Regions from separate parts of the Homo sapiens genome. Here region 1 is linked to region 2. A link is a loop called in an ENCODE intact Hi-C map of the cell type or tissue named here. Cell type or tissue: Calu3. All regions are shown on one strand. Each heading gives the region's core, and the rest is flanking DNA. Links, peaks and the distances in the headings are about the cores only.

Region 1 (10,603 bases), core at 1,581-9,580, 46 kb before region 2:
CCTATAATAAGAATGCCCTGTTCTCCTCCCCCGCCCTAGCACTGCCACTCTCTGACCACCTGTCCCCTGAGCTTGATACCTCAGCCACCCACAAGTGGAAGGGAGAGATGCTCTCCAAACACCCCTGCACCCCTCCCTGCCCACTGTGACCCTGCCGTAACTTCCCCGGGTGAACCCCCCGCCGCCAGTAAACACCACACCACAGTGGACCCAGGCAATATGGTTTGCTTTCTAACTCTTGCTATTTTCCACATTTTTCTTTAATGAATATCCTTTACTCAGAACCAGAGGAAAAAATAAACTTGACACAATTATCTTTTTTCTTCTGATTCCAAAAGTAACATATGTTTGCGATTGAAAAAATCCCATTAATACAGAAACATAATAGAAACCGAGTCTCCTATAATCCCATCTCCCTGTGGCAACCACTATTAGTAGACTGTAAATTCCTCCAGATTTTTTTCTAGGATCCTCCCAACGAACACACTTCTATATTTAGATTTATCAAGTTGAACAGTCTCTAAAATAGCACCTTTAGTGAGAGACCAACAGAACACTACCATCAATAATGATCATTTATTTTAAAAAGACCACTTTAAACACATACTATCACTGGAACGGGATAAAATACATAACAACAATAATAAATCAGAGACACGCTTTCACGTAAAATGGAAGGCCACAGCAGCAGATGAGTGAGGAACTGAAGCTCTAGAGGTGGGGGTCCGGTGGGGATGAGAACAGAGAAACATCGTTGAATCCAGGCCTGTGCTGCTAAGAACACAAATGTCCACCCACTCTCTACTTCCCTCTGATGCTGCGGAGGGCCACTGTGAGGGAGGCCTGATGAACCTCTGCCCAGCAACAGTCCCTTCCATCATTTGTGGCTCTGATCTCTAAAAGTCTGCCCTGGAGCTCCCCGTCCCCCTGTTCTTTGACAGAAACCCTAAGAAAGGAGGGCTCAGCTCAATTTCTCCCTTAACCACACAGCCCTCTAACTGAACTAGGGATGCTTAACTCTGTTTGATGGTTCCATAGTGTTCTTTCCTACTTTTCCAACAAGTCCTGAACAGGCTTAACTTCTAAAAGCATTACTTTTTTAAAATATGATATAACTTCCTTTTTTTTGACTTTTAAGTTCAGGGGTACATGTGCAGGTTTGTTATATGGGTAAAGTCGTGTGATGGGAGTTTGTTGTACAGATTATTTTGTTGCCCAGGTATTAAGCCTGGTACCCATTCGTTATTTTTCCCAATCCTCTCCCTCCTCCTACCCTCCATCAGGCCCCGTGTCTATTGCTCTCATCTATGTGTCGGTGTCCATGTGTTCTCCTTATTTAGCTCTCTCTTACAAGTGAGAACATGCGATATTTGGTTTTCTGTTTAAATTAATTAAACCATTAATTTTAAGAATTCAAAGAACTTCTTCATACATAATTACATTTTCTCTCAACATTGCTGAGAGGTAGAAAGAAACATGCTGACTTACCAGCCCCATTCTACTGGTGATGGCAACAAGGCTCAAAGAGCTTGTATGGCTGGCCCATGTAACTATAACTATACATCACAAACAGGTATAGTTTTGGACCAACTGAAGAATTTGGGAAGAGGAAGGTAGAAATGTTGGCATTTTCTTCTGACCTTGATATACCTCCTGTCCCACTGTTCTGCTCTCTGCTTTTAGACACCACTTACACTCTATCAACATCTTTCCATGCATATCCATGGGGCCATGTACTCCTCAAAGAAATCCCTCAGCACCTGGTTTACTTCGGTACCTTCTTTAAAAATGCACACTTTACCACTGTGAAGTTCAGCATCTAAGTGATTAATCAAGTCACTGTGGATGAGCTTCACAGTGCCTTGCTTCCTCATCTCCCATGTCCATCGCCCACATTCACATCAGTTGACCGTATTTGTGGCCACACCTCGAAACTCATCCCCTGAAATCTTTCCATCTCTAATCTCAGTGCTGCCTCTCCCATGCATGACCAGAGCCTCCTGTCCTGCCTCCTCTCCTACATGCACCAGAGCCTCTGAACAGCATGCCTCATGGCCTACCAGCCCCTCCAGCTTCACCCTGTCACTTTCCCAACTTAGACTCCTACGACCAAGCCATAACAACTGTCAAAATATGAATAAACCCAATAACCTTCTTGTAAAGAAAATCACAGAATCATGACAATGGGTTCCCTCACAAGTAATATGCATCACAGACCTACATTTAAAACATACAACTATAAACTCTTAGAACAAGACACAGGAGAAAATTTTCAGGACCTAGGGCTAGGCAATGAGTTCTCAGACTCAACACCAAAAGCATGACTCACAAAAGGAAAAACTAATAAATAAGACCTCATCAAAATTAAAACTTTCGCTGTTAAAAGTTTTGCTCTGCTAAAAGTTCTTTTGCTTTGCCCATGAGAAAAGATGAAAAGATAAGCTACAGATAAGGAGAAAATCTTTGCAAACCACATATCCAAAAAAGGGAGTTGTATCTAGAAAAAAGAATTCCAAAAACACAACAGTAACAACATAAACCCTCCAATTAGAAAACGAACAAAAGACATGAACAGACATTTCACTGAAGAGGATATACAGATGGCAAATAAGCACATGAAAAGATGTTCAACATCGTTAGTCTTTAAGGAAATGCAAATTAAAACCACATGAGGTATCAATTACACACCTATCACAATGAAAATAAACAATGGTGATGACACCAAATGCTGGTGAGGATGCAGAGAAACTAGATTGCAGGTGAGAATGTAAAGTGGTACAACTACTCTGGAAAACACTTGGGCAGTTTAAAAGAAAAAAATACTGAATGTACAAATACCATATGAGCCAGCAAATGACACTCGTGGGCATTTATCCCATGTAAGTGAATACTTAGTTTCATACAAAGACCTATACGTGTATGTTCACAGTGGATTTGAAATGCCTGAACACTGGAATCAGCCCAGATGCCCTTGAACAGCAGAATGGTTAAACAAACTGTGGTACATACACACCACAGAATACTACTCAATGATAAAAAGGAACAAACTTGATACACACAACCTGGATGAATCTCCCGGGAATTAAGCTGAGTTGAAAAAAAGCCAATCCCAAAAGGTTCATGTAGTCTGATTCCATTTATATAACATGTTTGAAATGACAAAATTTTATAAACAGAGGACAGATCGGTGGTTGCCAGCAGTTAGGGAGAAGGGCAACCCGGGTCCTGTGGTGTTGGAGCTGTTCTGTATTCTGATTGTGGCGGTGGAGACATGAACCTGCACAAGACTAACACACAACAAGTAGTGTACACAACTTAGTACGCACACACAAACGAGTTCAAGTAAAACTGGGAAAATCTGAGTCGTATCACTGGGTTGTGTGGATGCCAATATCCCGCTTGTTGCAATATTACACTCCAGTTTTGCAAAATGTAACCATATTGGGGGGAAATGGGCAACATGCATAAAGGATCCCTTTGGGTATTATTTCTTACCATTGCATGTGAATCTACAGTATCTCAACAAAAATTTCAAATAAAAAAGAAAGTAATACTCTCTGCTAATACTCACTGCTGAGTAGTTCTTTTAATCATCCCTGTCTGTCAATGATAACATCTATACTGTACATCTGTACTAAGCTTGCTCTACTTTTCAAAAGCCCACAATAACCTTCATTTGAGAGAAGCAATGAGGCCCCCTCTCGGCCCTCCCCCCATCCTCCTCCATTCTGCATCAGAGGAAAAGAGGCTCCTTTCCCTTTAAAGTCTCTTCTGGGTTTTGCTCCATCAAATACATCCTCAACTCATAAATTCTTTTCCCCAACTAACCAAATGGCCAAGTGTCTCCCCTGTCCTAGAAAAAGTCTTCTCTTAATTTGTTCTGCCCTTCAGGATACCGTGTCTCCTTCCATGCATGGTCAAACTCTCTGAAGACCTGGTCATGGTAATGTTCCCTCTAGGTAGAAAGTGAACATAAACTGAAGAATGAAACTAGCGTCATTCATTTCCTGCACCAAAACCTCATAAAGACTGCTTCAAATGTTAGCCTCATTCTCTGCTCACTTGTTTATCACTCTAAAAATGTGGTCCTGTCTTCTTGGACCCAGACTGCAGCTAGCCCAGCAGCTCTCAAACCTGGCTGATCACCCAAATGACTCAGGGAGCATTTAGAAATACAGTTTCCCAGGCCATACTCCCAGATATTCTTAGTCAGTAGTTGTTTTGTCTTTTAAGCTCTTTGAGTGTTTCTGTTGATAGTGAGCCTTGGGAACCACTAATCTGTCTTCCCTTTTCTGAAAAAGGCAATCACTTTACTCTCCCAGTGCTACAGACATTCCATTTAATATCCATGCCAGTTTTGCCCTTGATAAATTGTGAGCCTGGGCATCACAGGCCATTATCAGATCACTTCTCTGATGATGAGGCTCCAAACTACCCCTGCAACTTCAATCTGACTGAGCTCTAGGCAGGAATTTCCAACTCCTTACAGGTCATCTCCATCTGGATGGTCATCCAGTACATCAAGCATATGACAAAACTTAACTCCTCATTCCTCTCTTCTCTACAAACCTGCTTCTCCTGCCTCCACTCCCCATCTCGCTTAACAGTACCACCATCCTCCCAATGAGCCAGAAGTGGAACCTGAAATCAAACTCCTTCTTTTTCACAAATCTCATCCCATCAGCCAATTCTGTTGGTTTTATCTCTGAAACTCCCTCCTCCTACCAGCACCGCCTGCATCCTAGTGCAGGCCTCAGGCTCTCCTACCGGACTACTGTAACAGCCATCTAACTTGTCTTCACGCCTTCAGATCTAGTTTTGTCAAACACAGGCTGAGACATGTCATCTCTCCTGAAAAAAATGTAATGGCTTCCGTCTGCCCCCAGGATGAGTGCCAGGCACCTTGGCATGGCACTCGGACCCGCAACGACACAATGCTGGCTCCTGTACCCCTCCCCCAGGAGATATTTTCATTTCTAAGCACATCAGGGCTGTGCCCTTCCAGGCCTCCATGCCTTTATCACATGTTCCTTCAGCCAGAATGCCCTTCCCTTCTCCTTTTCCCCAATGGGGCAAGTCTGAACCTGTGCTCCAGAACTTGCCTGAAGTTACATGCAACAGTCCTAAAACTACATACAAATATGTGATTTTTCTGGGGGAAAGGGTCCATAGCTTTCCACAGATTCTCCAAGGGGTGGAAATCCAAAATAATCTATAATCCAAAATAAGTTTAAAAACCGCTACATGATCTTTTTCCCAAAGTTCAAAGTTAGCTAAGTCTGTCTGTCTCATGCTCTCTTTCATTCTCAAACATATACAAGTCAATTCCCCAATCATAAATGATCACACTTTGTGCTGCTCCACTACTAAACCAGGTATATCTCTAGTACAGAATATACTTCCTTCCATATCAATATTGGAGTCATTTGTATTGACTGGCTTGGTTGTAAATGTCAGCTCCACAGCTTATTTACTATGTGACCTCAAGCAAATAACTTGACCTTGCTGGACCTCACTTTCCTCAGCAGCAAAATGGGCATAATTACAGTACCTATATTATTGGGTTGTTTTTGAGGAATAATCAAGATCGCACATCCTATAGCAATGGGAAAGTGCCTGGTATGTTAACTGCTCACACAGGTCAGCTTTTTAAGTTATTTTATGTCTGTTGTCCCCATCACATTCAAAGCACAGTGCAGGCCCTCAATAAATGATTTATGAATCCACATCTTCCTGAATCCCAGGGCTCATCCACTGCCACAGAAAAGCTGTTGGAAAGCATAACTTGGTAATACTTTCATGTTCTTTTCCTTCTACCTCCCTTATGACCAATTCTTGAGCCATCTTTAATTAGCTACTTTGTACCCGGATTGCACATGAGCTCACACCTTGTGCATACACTTTTGCATACCCCCCACACATTAAGCTTCCCAATCAAAATGCTGATGACGCTGGCCCTGCTATTCTCACAGGAACCAAACTATTTCAAAAATTCCCCATTACTCATCTGTTCTGAGCATTCCAGAATTAACCCTTGCTCTGCTATTGTCCATATTTTGTGCAGAAATCTTTTCTATCTCTTCAACTAACATTTGCCAACATAAAAAATAGGGCTTCTTCTTTCTCAATCTAAGATCATTAAATAAACATCTTCCTCTTTTTTTCCTTCTTTTTTTCTAGCCACTTCCTCCCACAGGAGAGGCCCTCAGGGCTTACAGGCTTAATCACCTACGTTCTCTGTTTGAACCATAATTCATCTCCCATAAGCATTTATTCAGCAAACATTACTGACACCTTCTATATTCCAGGCCTTGAAATACATCCTGTGATCGGTGGGGTCCCGGCTTTGGGAGCTTCTAGCCTGTTCTACCACATAGCTGTTTGTTTCACGCTTCTAACCAATTAACTTGAAATAACACCCTGAATCAGAGGTCCGAAAGAGGAAATCAAAGATGCCACATGATGTTCATATGGAGCTCCGAGAAGAACACTTTGCCAAGGCCTGGAGACCCTCCAGGGCTGGGAGTCTATGGCCATTTCCACACCAGGGCTCTGGGGCCTCCACTGACAAAGCCTACCTCCCTGATCCTCAAAGAGCTGTTATGAGAACATACTATCTTATAAAAGGATGATTCTGCAATTTTTTGACCAGTCCTCTGCATCCAGAGGAGTGTAGCGACCACAGGTTTCAGTCTCTTTGCTGTACTGACTAATCAATACATACTCCCACTTACTTGTGTGCACTCTCATTCTGATACCCCCTTGTCAGTTCTGCCACTACCTCATTTAAAAAGCCCTCTTTCCTCTTCTGACTTCTGCTCCTATGAAGTAAAGAAAGATGCAATCCTAAGTCCTATGCTGTCCTGGTGGGCAGGGCACAGGTCAGCAGCGGGGGAGGACTGACTAGAGACACCCTCCCCCTCATCTTCGCTGGTCCTCACAATTCAGGTCTCTGGGGCTGACCAGTAGTCCTGGTATCCCAGTAAGAAAGGGTCCTTCCTTGGAGCTGACCTAAGCAAGGATCCTGAAGACATCTGCTTGCAAAAGGAGAAAGTCAATAGTGGCCAGGAAGATGTCTGGAAGCAACAGCTCTGCCCAGACTGCTTATAGGATCCTAGGGCACTAGAATCTTCCAGACATCCTCCTGGCCACTACCGAGGCCAGGCTTGTGATCTGGGATCCTCTCCGCTATGTTATTTGAGATGATTTCTTCCTGCCAGCAACAGGCCAGGTGCCCTCGACCTTGGTAGCCAAGAATAGGCTTCAAAAGGCTAAGTGGAAGGTGACCATCTTCAAAGGGCTCTCAAACTTCTCAGAAAGCTTTGGCACACAGTCCTGACCTCAGGTCAGTTTCCTGCAAATGAACTTGAGATAGCTCCATGAGGGCAGGGACCATGTCTGTCTGGTTCACTACAGTATCCCTGACAACCCCTAGCACAGGGCTGGAATACAGCTGCGCTGGGGCTCAATACTGATTCACTGGATTTATGTATAACGGTCTCTACCAAGGAAGGAACAAAAGCTCAGTAGAAAAGTCCAAGATGTAGAGTCAGACAGCCCTGAATTTGAAACCTGCTAGCTATACCATTTATATTGGCCATGTGCAAGCCATTTTACCCCTCTCAGACTCAGCTTCCTGTCTATACAGTGAGGATGATAATACCAGCTTCAAAGCATTGTTAAGAGCATTAGACAGAATTGTATGTGGAGCCTTTAGCATAGTGCTTGGCAGAGAGCACTTCTTTGTTTTCAGTTCATAAGCACTTACATACCTCTCACTATATGCTAGATACAGTTCAAACATTGCAGGGGGTGGTGGTGTTCCAGATAACAATTAGTTCATTTAATTCTTCTAATAATCCTACACAGTAAGATCTATCTAATCCTCCTTTTCAGTTGAGGAAATTGAGACAGAGAAGTAAGGTAACTCGATAAAAATCTGATATCTAGAAGTGCAGGGCCAGGATTCATATTATTTATAGAGTCCAGACTGTTAAGTGTTATATACTTCTCTGCCTCTACAGCAAGCAACCAGTGAAGGTTAGTTCCTGTCCCTGCCCTATTTGATTATGGGGTCTATCTGACTGGGATTTTCAGTTGCAAAAGTAACAAATTCAGGTGTTCCCGTGGTTTGCTATCTATTTTGTTTTGTTTTAAACTACAGCCTGCTCCTCTGAAATCCAATTCTGGATAAGTTTGTTGATCAAGAACTTCCCTCTCATCTTGTCCTCCTGCTATCTATCTCCTCTCCCATGATCTACCAGGAAAAGAGTCACACGTAGCTGTGTAAAAACAAAAAATGAAAAAGACAAGCACAGAGAAAGAGAGAGCCCCAGGGACTGAGCACACATGCCCTTAGGAACCAGGTCAAAGGACATCTCGTACCCCTTCTAGTAATCCATAAAAACGACTGCCTACACATAAGGGTGCCCACAGCAGAAGCCACCTATCCACACACAGCCCAAACACATAAAGTCTCAGCTCCCCAAAGACCAAGTTAGCAGAAAGCGAATGAAGCCACCTCCTCCGGTGGCCAAAAACCTCATCATAGAGTTGTCCTTTTTTCTCCTTTATAAGACTGCATTTGCCCTACTGCCAACCACGAACAAAATTTCATTACCAAAATAAATCACTTGACCTTGTTTCTCCAATGGCTCAGGATTAGTGACATCACAAAGCACTCTACAAATGCTCTGAAATATTGGAATAACCATAACCCTTTCAAGTAAAAAACACTCGGTATTTCACTAAAAGACTAAACCGTTTTTATTTTACTGCATGGAATTCAAAAATGCTTTAAATGTTTTCATTTTCAGAACCCTTAGAAAAAAAGTATGCTCTTTAAGGCCTTAAGAAACCCTGACTCCTGGTCTGGTTTGTGTCCCAATTCATGTATGGTAAGATGGGGAACAGGCCAAAAGCCCAGGACAGTAGCTCTGGCCCCACACTGCTCATATGATTCAGTTCTCGAGTGGCTGGGGCCTCAACAGGGAGACTCCCAAGTCAACTGTCTCTCATCCTCCAAGTCACAGGCAGGTCAGAGGCAGCTCCCAGTCAACCAGGGCAGTTCCTCTTAAGGGGTCCAGTCTCCACCACCAATAGTCCCATTAACCACCATGGTTCCCTTCCAAGGTAGCAGTAGAAGCAAAGCTCCTCATGTCGACCAGAGACAGGGAGTTCAGGGGGGATGTTTCCTCCCCAAGGCAGCTGCCTGGAGGTGGGGGTGGCTGCAGGACAGTGCATCCAACGCATCTTCTGAGCCCCAATTAGGATACACACTCTCCCAGGCTGTATACTCCACTTGCTGAAAAACCCACAACCAGTAAGATTGTTCTTCCAAATGAGTTAAAATTCCTAATGCTGCTTGCTCAAAAGGACTGTCCCATTTTAAATCAGGTTAGCCACCAACACGGTCACTAAATGTGCTGCTGAGTTAAGGAGAAAAGAATCCATACATCAAAACCATGCACACTCAGGAAGCACTCAGAATTTAAGTTACACTGGGTACCCAAGACAGGCTAGGCTCCCAAGCAGCACCACATTTGTCAAAACTGACCCTCTTGCTCAGTGACAAGAAACAAAACCATAGCATCACAAAATGGAAGAGTCCAAAGGACCCATGGACATCATCAACTACTTTACTATCTTATTTTACACAGAAGAAAACTGAGACCAAGACCAAGGGTAAAATCTTCAAGTTCATTGTTGATACAGCTACTCACATCCAAAGCTTCTCTTTGTTCTTCTTAGCCTGCTGCCTCTGAGACCCAATTACCAACAAGAGCTCTTATACAATTATTTTCACATAAAAATATTTATATAATTGAATTATAGGCAAATTGGTTAAATCCACCAGGGCTGCTGTCTATAAACTAAAATCTCAATGGAGAACAATACAAAATTGGAGTTGACAAAAGTTAACTTGTGCTTTGAATTATGTTCTCAGCCCCAAAACCTTATTCCTGAAAGGACAGGACCTTTCCCAGTATTTCCTGTGGGAAATGAAGTGCAGTGGTTATGCCCCATTGGGATTTCTAATACTATGCCTTTGTTTTAAATTGAAACCATTTTTGGGTAAGCAAATGAGAGTTGTACAAGGTAGTGTCCCAAGGCTACCCTTCACTACCCATAATAAAATCATCTTCAAAGAAGCTTCAAAGATTAAAATGCTTTTCTCTGCCTTTAAGAAAGGGAGCTGCATTTTCAGGTATGAAAATAAGACCCACAAAGCAAATAGCCAGGCTGAGATGAAGAGACCAGGAAAGATCCAGACATAGAGAAAATCTAGGGCCCTGAAACACTCTTCCCATAGTAGCTGAGATATTTCATCCCCAGTCCATTTCACCAGATACGAAGAGGCTTCCCTGGCTACAAAGGATATTATGGGAGCATAAAACAAATGCTGAAGGCCTGGGTCTCCTTCTCCCCTGTGTGTGACAGGCTGAGAGACTCCAATGCTGCAGAAAGCAAAATTTTCCTTGTTTCCATTACATCATCCAAGTTGGAGAGGAGGAGGGCGGGGTGGGGGCACAGCTGGTGGCAGCTGCACCACCATCTGCTTTCTCCTTAGCAGTGTGTGCTAGTTGAAGCCACAGTCTCCTAC
Region 2 (10,603 bases), core at 986-8,985:
AACAAGAGAACCTAGGTTTCCATCTTTCTCCACAATCCCTAGTGCACGCTGAGCACCTATTACAGACTTACTGATGATCTCACTGAACCCTAACAGACCCCTGCTACTTCAAGTGTAGTCCATAGACCAGCATGGCATTGCCTGGGACTTTCTTAGAAATGCAGATTCTTAGACACTGTCCCAGATCCACTGAATGAGAATCTGCATGCTTAACAAGATGTCCAGGATTCAGAAACACTAACAAGGTGATGCTGACGCTGCTGTTGCACAGACTACCCTCAAGCAGCAAGAGAGAGGCCTGGGGAATCTCGTCCACATGATCTGAAAGCCCAGAAAAGGGCCCTAGTCATTCACTCATTCACTTACTTATTCAGTTATCCACTCATTCAATAACTATATATGAAGTTCCTACATTGTGTGAGGTACTTTTCCAGGCACCAAGTCCTGTTCTAGCAGATGTCACTGAATGGCAAGGCTCCTCTAATATTAGAGAGAATCACTCATTACAGCTGCCTGCCCTCAGAATTCAGCTAAAAACAATGTAAGCACTTCTAAAGTCCAGCTCCTCCAGCTTTGCAGGTGTCAGGGCTGATACCTCTTCACAAAACATCCAAGAAACCACCCACACAATAGCCATGGTCCAATGGTTTGGGCACAACCCCTTTATATTTCTACAGGTGCTACATTCCAAAAAATGTTTTTTCTTATAAAGCATGGCAAGAATTCTACACTTAGGGAAGAAAAGAGGTTAAAGAAGGGCCTTATTTTTCCCTGGGGAGAGAAAAGACTAAAACCTCTTTCAGAGAGGTTTACATTTTTAAAATGTATTTATTTTATCAACCACAGGCTTGCAAGTCAAACATCTCCTCAAAGACATTTTGCAGACAGAGATATTCTGGAAACACACTGGAGGCAGCTTATTTATCTGCCGCTATTACAAGACTAGCCCGAAGGGATGAGTATCAGATGCTATCTCCCACTGAAATGACTGTCTGCCTGCCAACTCTATGCCAGGTCACAGCTACCTTATACCCCTCAGATACCCCCTGCTCAGTGCTGCCGAATTGTCTCTGCCCCACTGGTCCTCTGAGAGCCTTCCAACTAACCGGGGTCATTCTCTATCAGGGAGGGCTATCTGTGTGCTACACCTTTGAAGTACATAAACCAGCAATGAAAAGTGTAACTAATATACAGGTGCAACATTAATATCGAATGTTGCCACGGTGTTAGAGACCCCTGGGGACTGGCAGGATCCTATGCAAACTCAGATCCACAGTCTCACTGACCAAAAGAGAATCACAACAGAGTGCACTCCAGGCAGCTACAACTGTCCCTTAGCTCCCTCCTTTGCTGTCTTTAACTCAGTCATCCTTTAAATCACGTTTAGCAGTTAGGAACACTATTCAGGTCTCCCACAGTCCTCAGGCTCACCTCTACTACGGCTTGGTCACACTGCATTCTGTCTCATTCCCAACTGAGAGCACCTTGAGGGCAGGGGCTGTGTCCTGCCCATCATCATCCTACCAGCCCAGCAGATGCCTGACACACCCAGGTTTTCAGGAAACAGTGGTATAATGGCAATTCATTCAAGCATTTAATGAGTGTGGAGTTTCAGGAATACAATATGAAATACTTGAAGATTTAAAAAAAAAAAGATATGGATATTCCTTGTTGGCCTTTGGAGACTAAACAAAACAAGGAACAAGGACTATGAAAGCCTGGATACAAACTTGCATGTAAGGGTGAGGGAATTCCTAGAGTAGAGCAAGCCAAGTGCAACAGAAAAGGAATTTTCTTATCTACGGCATCTCACACAGATCCACTCCCACTCTGTAATTCATTCTGTGCTGAATGCATTTCCCACACTTCGACCTTCTATTTTATAACTGGCCAGGTTTCTTGTCTGTCTTTTGAACTATCGGTATACAGTACAGAGTATGGTATATATGGCCTTAATCCCAAATTTTTATTACAAAGAGAACCATGGATCACAATGGCTTCATACTTAATATTTTTAAAAAATGCTTTTCCTAGGCATTCTGACTTTATCCTCAGTCCCCACTGTGGGATGGGTGTTAGTTAAGGGGATGTCAGAAACAGGGCAGCAAGGTTCAGAGATGCGAAGCGCCTACCACAGACTATGCCCCAGGGCCCACAGGACCCGATTCACAGCTCTTCATTCTAAAACCCCCTCACTCCAACAATGGAGCTGCCTCTCCTGCGTCAGTCTCTCCATCCAGCATCCCCACCCACAGAACTATAATGTGAACCACAGTTGTCATTTTACAGTTTCTAGTAGACTCATTTTTTGTTGTTGTTTTTGTTTCTGTCGCCAGGCTGGAGTGCAATGGTGCCATCTCGGCTCACTGCAACCTCCGCCTCCCAGGTTCAAGCAATTCTCCTGCCTCAGCTTCCCAAGTAGCTGGGACTACAGGCGTGCACCACCACGTCCAGCTGATTTTTGTATTTTTAGTAGAGACGGGGTTTCACCATGTTGACCTGGCTGGTCTTGAACTCCTGACCTCAAGTGATCTGCCCGCCTCAGGCTCCCAAAGTGCTGGGATTACAGTTGTGAGCCACCACACCCAGCTGACTCATTCTCAGACATAAAAAGAAACAGGTGAAATTAATTTCAATAACTTATTAACTCAACACATCCAAAAATTATCCAACTTATAATCAATATAAACAAAATTATACATTTGTTTTTTGAAACAGAGTCTCACTCTGTCACCCAGGCTGTAATGCAGCGGAGCAATCTCAGCTCACTGTAGCCTCAACCTCCCCAGGCTCAGCCTCCCAAGTAGCTGGGACTACAGGCGCATGCCACCACGCCTGGTTAATTTTTGTATTTTTTGTAGAGATGAGGTTTCGCCATGTTGCCCCTGCTGGGCTCAAGCAATTGGCCAGCCTCAGCCTCCCAAAGAGCTGGAATTATAGACATGAGCCACCGTGCCCAGCCCAAAATTGTTCATGATGTGTTTTACTTTTTTTCCCCCCATACTAAGTCTTTGAAATTCAGTGGTCATTGTTTACTTATGACACATCCCAACCCAGATTAGCCACCTTCCTAGTGCTGAATAGCGCACAAGGTTGGTGACTCCCCCAGTGCACAGCACAGGCCTAGAGCAACCACTTCTTACATGCATTTAAGTCTCAGAGCCTAGTATCTGCGGTCTCCAAGCACATACAACCTTTTACCAACTTCAGTTGGATTTGAGAATTATGACGTCCCAATTCTCAGCCAACACAGCCTCTCCATTTTTAGAATGACATTCAGCAACATCCTTCAAGTCTCACCAGAGGTACCACTCTTTCAAGGAAACCTTCCCTAACTACCTTCTCCCACTCCAATAGTTATGTGCCCCACCTATGTGCCTCAAGCTACCCTGACTTCACTCATCACTGCCCTTACCATGCCATGCTCATTCCTGCTCAGCCGTGTCATCTGCTATTTTATGTTCCTTGAAGACAGGACTGTGCCTGTTTCATTCACAGCCTAAGCCTTATCTCCCAGCCCAAAACTGGCTCAATAAATATTTGTTGGACGCGTGGAAGGATGGTTGGGTAAATGAATGGAATTCTTCCCAACACAAAATCTCTCACTCTAGGCCATAGTTTCCTCATTTGTAAAATCTCCATGGTTCCTTCTGGCTCTGAAATTCAATAAAACCATGCACAGTGATTTGTGTTGCTTACACCCGGGTGACAGGACTGACTGGGACATATGCACTTAGCCTTCCTGTACAACCAGCTCGACCAGGCATCTGACACAGGAAGGAAAACTTCTTAGACCACAATCTTCAGGGTTTCTTTCTCAGACCACTGCAAACATTTTGCTTTTAAGTCTCCAGAAAGCATCCTGTGAATTTCCTGTTATTCTACTGAACTACAGAAATCTGTATATTCACTCACATATTTTTTAATTTTTTTTTTAACTGATACGTAATACTTTACGTATTTATGAGGTGCATGTGATATTTTGTTACATGCATGGAATATGTAATGATCAAGTCAGGGAATTTAAGGTATCCATCACACTGAGCATTTATCATTATTATGTGTTGGGAACAATTCAAGTCCTTTCTTTTAGTTACTTTGAAATACACAATACGTTGTTGTTAACCATAGTCACTCTAGTCCGCTGTCAAACTCTCACATGACTCTTGAAGAGAATTTATATATTTCTTATGCAGAAAAAGTTTCATTTTGTCCTTAATGAATGAATGTTATAAAGAAATTGTAAGGTCAGGTTTTAGACTCTAAAGTCCAAGGTTTTGTCCCCACTACCTTTCCACCGGCTAGCTGCTTGATCATGGACATTCCATTTAACCTCTGTGCACCTCGATTTCCTCATCCATAAAGTGGGGTAACAATATATCCAATTCAGAGTTGTTTTAATGCCAGAAAGCCTTACACACTGTAAAGGGCCAAACCAACTTTAGTTACTGTGTAAACTATTTCTTCTGAGGCATATCAACAGAGTGACAACACAGCCACCACCAAGCCCAGGCCTGGGGAACTCAAGCAAAGGCCAGAGGAATCCCATGTGTACTCCCAGGCTAAAATCAACCAGGCCCCAGAATCCACAGCCTCATAAAGCAAAGCCCCAGGGCACTGCCCAGGATCAAGGTTAGGGAGCAGCCCCGGAAGCACAGGCCTCGCCAGGTGAACCAGGCACCTGGCCTGGCAGGTGGGGAAGGCTGCCTACTGGAGCACAAAAGACCAGTACAAAGGAGCCAGCCTTCCAAGGAAAGGAGGGGCGAGGAGGAGAGGGCAGGGAGAGGATGGGAATTCCCATCCCAGAGTAGGGCCCCCACTGAGCAGGAGGTTCTGCCCTCAAGACAGGCCAGGGAGCCGGAGAAACAGCCTCACTGGCCTGTTCTTTCCCCTGCAGTGTTTCAAAGGCACCTGAACTTTCCCAAAGGGGTTCTGTCCATTTCAAACAGGAACTAGGCTTGCGTGTGCACGCGCATTTTATGATTTCAGAAGAAAGCACTCGCATTCAGAGGATGAGTCATCAGCACTCCTTGTCAATTTGCCAGCGGCCTGCCCCTCTTCATTACAAACATAAAGATAAAAGCTCTTGCACTACATTAGCTGGCATACGCCTCCACAGACAGTACAAATAAATTAATTGTGCCTCATCTCAAACAGCCCGAGAGGTGTGCGGGAAGGGAAAATGTGATCCATCTTGTTTCATTAACAAATTAAATTGAAATCGAGCCTCGATCATTCTACTTTATGTACATAGACCCAGTTATTCTGCCAATATCGGATTCTCCTACTATGCGCATAGTGGGGCAGCATTACGGAGAGCCCACGAGCTCAATAAACTACGTGCACACCCAAGAGAGTGTGTGTCTTTCTCAGTGTTTGTTGCGGAGGGGACAGTGTGGCCTCAGGGGCCACTGGAAGGCTAGACTTGGGCTTGGCATCACCATGAAGGAGCCTGGGGAATAAGAATCATCTATCAAATGCTGAGCACCACTGCAAAGGGGAATGTGTTTCAATCATTTACCCCAGGCAAATAAACAAACCAGTTCAGTGGCCATGGTATGTATAGGAGAGTAAAAGAGTTTGTCATCAAGCGAACTCTGTCATACTGAGGATGGCGAGCATTCCAGAAAGAACAAACTTATTCAAGACCAACTTGAAAAACAAGTTGGGCTCCCTTGCACCACAAGCCAAGATTACACCCTCAAACACACCTTTCTAAGATTTCGTGGGAGACGTTTGCTTTTGCAAAGCAGTTACAGGCAATGTGTTACAATACTGTGATTTTCTTTATCCTCACTCTGTACTACATAATTTAGGCAACCTACATTTTATAAGTTGAAGGAGCATGACTAAAAGCTGATCCTTTTATGTTTTATCTCCAAAAAGACAACAACAGGGCTTACAGGGGAGGAGGGAAACAGGAAATGGGGGGATGGTAGAGGGAAAGAACAAAGGAGAATCTAAGGAGAAGAGGAAAAGCCCCGCTACTCTCCAAATACCGCCCTATTAACTTATGACCTATAAGGAAGTTAAAATCACGAACAGTTAATCCAACCACAAAATATGTCCAAAGTATTTATTTTACAGATGAATTCTGGGTTTGGTTTTTGTTAGTTTGGTTTGTTTTTTCGCTGTAAAATTCAAGAGTCTGAAAAGCTCTACACAGAAAATCTGACCTCAACCACAGCTAGGTCCTGACTGTAAGAAAACAAAAATACTAAGTAAAATCTCAAAACATAGTAAGTAAAGCCATACTCAACCTTGTCATAATCCAAGAAATATCAATTAAACGATGTGCACCATTGAGCCAAACTTTTGTAAAAATTATACTATCTAGTGCAAGCCAAGATGCTGAAATTGGTACCTTCACGCACTGCTGGTGGCATCATAAACTGGTACAACCCTTTTGGAAAGCAATTTAGCAATATCCATTGAGAGCCAAAAAAATAATTGTGCCCTTTAACCCAGAAATCCTGCTCCTGGGAATTCACCCTAAGGAAAAAATCCACAATAAGCACAAGGCCATATCCCAAAGTATTACTTATAATAGCACAGAACTACAGAAAAAAAAAAATCTAGATGTCCAACAGTAGATGAATGGTTAAGTAAATTCAGCCTGTGGGATGATAGATTGTAAGATCATTAAAAATCATCTTGAAGACTACATAACCATTTGGAAAGCATTTACTTAAGGTTTACTGAAAAGAGCAGAATACAAAATTGAGCCTACATATGATTACAGATACAGAGAAACATGCCTGCATACAGACAAGGGCTAAAAGTTAAAATGAAAACAGTTGTGTTAGGGTACTGAGCTAGTTCTGGATGAATTTTTTCCCTCTTTTGTTTGACTGTCTTTTTTGCGGTTATAGTGTATTTTTGTGAAAAAAAAAAAAAAAGAAAGAGAGAGAAATCACAGGGTATATATGCAGCGACTCAACTCACATTCAAATAATCCATCAGGAATTTGGGAAACCAATTTGTATGTTATTTTTTAGCATGGACCAAAACCTAGCCCTAGAGTCTCTATCCTATACTCTGCCTGGGTCTTTCCAACCATATCTCTCAGCATTACCCACCTAGCAAGGCAGGCTGATGAGGAAAGGGATGTTACCGGATGACCTATTCAAGGCTGCCTGCATGAGGTTTCTTGAGGAACAGCGAGTGTAGAAGCACCTGGCTCAGTGCATGGTGTGCACTCAGGAAGGAGTCTTCCCCTCTTGCGTTCTTCTTCCCTCCCCTGTAGGAACAGCATCCATTTACTGAGGAGATGACCAGGTTTAGGAGATGTGGAGACAGGATGAGATCCCAGATCTGTTCTGTTCAAAAGTCCTGGCCCATCTTGTCACTGTAGCTTCGAATTTCAGAGCCCCTCCACTCCCTGGGAAATAGTTTCCTCCTTAAACTGAAGAGGTTAAACATTCTTCCAGCCTGGTGTGAATATGACACTGTTTCATCCATGTGTGGTTCACAGACCACCTGCAACCAATTCACCTGCACTGCAGGCTAAAAGCTCAGACAACTGGCACCAACCCAGACCCAGTGAATCAGAATATTTAGGAGTGAGGCACCTGAATCTGAATTTAACCAGCCTCCCAGGCAACTCTTACGCACAGGGATGTTTGAGAAGCACTGATCTAAGAATCATGCAAACATCTGCCAAACACTCAAACTCATACGTCCACTGTCCTATCAACAGGAAAACCTGCTGGACAGTGGGGCGGGGGGCTTGAGGAGTGGGTATATTTAGAAGCTTGTACTTGCTCAAATGAGTATTTAACCCTAAAGAGTTAGGATGTTCAAAAGGGAAGAACACAAGAGAGTGATCTATATTTTCCAGACTTTTTTTTTCTGTTGAAATAATTCCTGGGCTAACAGACGTTATCCAATTTCACATGTCCATGCTTAGCATAATGCTGGGAACATAATGTGTATTTAGAACTGTTCGTTGAAATAATGGGTGAATGAATGAATGAGTGAGCTGACAGAGAGTATCTACATCCAACTATATACAGCATTTATTTTCTTTGTTTGCTTATTAACCTGCCCCTTCTCTCCTCCCCACTATAGTGTCAGCTCCAGGATGCTGGGGATAGGGGTGTGTGCAGATCATCCTTCTTACTCCACAAAGTAACCCCAGCTGCTAGAACAGGGACTGGAGATACTGTGCCCTCATACACAGTGGTTGCATAAATGAACAGTAGGCACTCGCAAGAGCCAGAAAAAATGTGGTGCTCCTGAACCTGGTCATCTCATTAGTAAATGGATGCTGTTCCTACAGGGGAGGGAACAAGAACGCAAGAAGGGAAGCTTTCTTCCTGCACCTGCACTGAGCCAGGTGCTTCTACACTCACTCGTCCTCAAGGAAACCTCACAACTACACTGCATGGGAGACTAGTAACTAGCAACGATTAAATGGTTTGTCCAATACACCAGGCAGTAAGTGAGAGTCTGGACTCAGAACCACATTCTTCTGTCTAACTAAACACAGGGTAGTCAAACATGAAAAATAAAAGAATACAAGAAAGTATAACCCATAAAGAATACAAGGTCCAAAGGAAATCCAAGGTACACACAAGACTGAAGGTGCTGGATGAGTTAACTTCTGAGAAGTTGCCCAGAGGAAGTGTCGGGGCTGACCTCAGACAAGTCATGGTCAGAGAGTCACATTTTCTGAGGACTGTCCCTTTAGCCTGGGAATGCTGGGAGAGGGTCTTGGCTTGGCACCTTGGGGCCCATATCTGTTCCTTAAAGCAATAATGGCAGTGCTGATGCCATTCTTCAAATTATCAGCAGCAACAAACACTTCAGAAGCAAATGGGCTTTAAACTCAGACCACTTACAGAGCTCTGCTGGTTACAATTATTGGGCACCTTCCATAGCACCTCAATCTAGTCAAGAGTTGATTTTGAAATGAAATTGGCTTGGATTCAAATCCTGCCTTCACCATTTTCTGACAATGAGACCTTCACCTTCCAAGCCTCAGTTTCCTTATTTATACAGGGGAGTAATAATGCTCACCTCATAGAGTTGTTCTGATAATTAAATAATACATTTAAAGTACTCACCAGGGGCCTGGCATACAGTAAAGTTGCAGTAAATGATATCTGTTGCAGCAGTTACTATAAGCATTGTAGAATTTGATCTGAACACCAGAATTTTCCCCAAATCACAAGCATGCAGACTATCTATGTATCTATATGTTCTGCATTCTCTACTAATTTCTTCCCAGTCCACATAAAAACACTTAATGTATTAACACATGACCTTAACTGTTATTTTTAATAGTCAGAGTAAGTGCCTATTCCTCTCTCTAGAGATCTAACTTTTTAATGATTTCCACATTAGATTTAACATTAAATTCAAATTGATCCATAAAGTAGTCTAATTGGAAATTAAATATGCCATAGACATTATTCCTGACTTAATTAGCAGAGCAACATTATATAATGAGAGATGCCCCTCACTACCAGGAGAGACCAAGGCCAGAGCTCCACCTCAGCAGATTACTGGCTATGAGATCTACAAGACACAGCATGGCTGGGTCCCCCCCCAAAAAAAAAAAAAAAAAAAAAAAAAAAAAAAAAAAAAAAAAAAAACATTAGATTTCCAAACACACGCCGGTTTGCAAAGTTGAATTTTCATTACAGATCATGCCACCTGGACTATGTTCCTCCTACTCAGCCCTCCCCTCTTTCAGGAGGCTATGCCCTCAATGTTTTTTCACAAACCATAATTTTCAAGTCAGAGTTTTTTTAGCTATTAGCTCAAGATTGTATAGCTGGCCAAGTTCTTCGCAGTTTGAACCAATATCCTAATACCCCTACCCCATGTCCAACCCACGGCTTCACCCAGATTAAATTCTGAAAAGGCTGCCAAGATTTACCTCAGCCTTGGTTGTCTTTTTCAATACAAAACAAATCCCTGCCCCTAGCCTGACCTTTTTGACACAGCCCCCCGCCCCCCCTCCCCCCAAAAAAAAGGACTGGAAAGAGAAAGGGGAGAGTCAGCAATGTGCTGGAAAGTCATCTGGAGTTAAGCAAGGAGCATAGCTTAAGAGGTAGAGAGCCGCAATGTGTGGTTAGGGACTGTGGCTGAGCTGCCTGCACTCAGCAAGGCATGAGGTGGAGCAAAAGCGGGATCTCTCTCAGGAAGCTCATGGGACAGAATCTCACCCTTGTTAATGTGAGCATATAGAAGCCACTTTCCCTACTCCCACTGTGAGACAAGAGCATTCCTCCACAGGACGCAATCATTTCCACAGGATGCAGCCACCACAGTCCCTCATCCACTAGGCAGAGTCAAAGGTCCCCAGGTACCTTCCATCACCTCCCCAAACTGCTCTCATGTTTAGCTGTGGTCAGAGTCAGCTAAACACAGGCTGCGGAGGAGGGGGCTTGGGAATGACCCAAGCCAGGACTTGAGTCCTGTCCTGATTCCTGGAAATGTCACCATCAAAGAGACAGCTTCCCAACCCCTGGGAATCCCAGAAACCAACCACATTTGAAAACGCGTTGTTCAGAAGACCCTTGGACTCCCCCCCCTAAAAAAAAAACCCCAAAGTTTTCAAGCTCTTTAGATTTAATTAAGAATTATGTCCTTA

What was found. A loop is a pair of places that touch in the nucleus more often than their neighbours do. Peaks named below come from ENCODE experiments on the same cell type or tissue, not always from the same donor. Only the 100,000 strongest peaks of a DNase experiment are listed, where the experiment ranks them.
Region 1: it touches region 2 in a loop (2.7-fold over the local background); 7 of 110 quality-filtered maps call a loop at or near these places.

The regions. Positions count from the first base shown.
Region 1 is chr11:12,765,550-12,776,152 of GRCh38, reverse strand. The region is part of intron 3 of TEAD1 (TEA domain transcription factor 1); the gene reads right to left. Among named protein-coding and RNA genes, the nearest start is that of TEAD1, 96 kb to the right of the region's middle. RefSeq lists a silencer at 4,057-4,351 and an enhancer at 8,614-9,113. In Calu3, for the core only: no CTCF peak of the experiment used is centred there; a DNase peak (open chromatin) is centred at 5,922.
Region 2 is chr11:12,718,946-12,729,548 of GRCh38, reverse strand. All of the region lies in intron 2 of TEAD1 (TEA domain transcription factor 1), which reads right to left. Among named protein-coding and RNA genes, the nearest start is that of TEAD1, 50 kb to the right of the region's middle. RefSeq lists a silencer at 3,593-3,887. In Calu3, for the core only: no CTCF peak of the experiment used is centred there; DNase peaks (open chromatin) are centred at 3,728, 4,698, 5,008, 5,608 and 1 weaker place.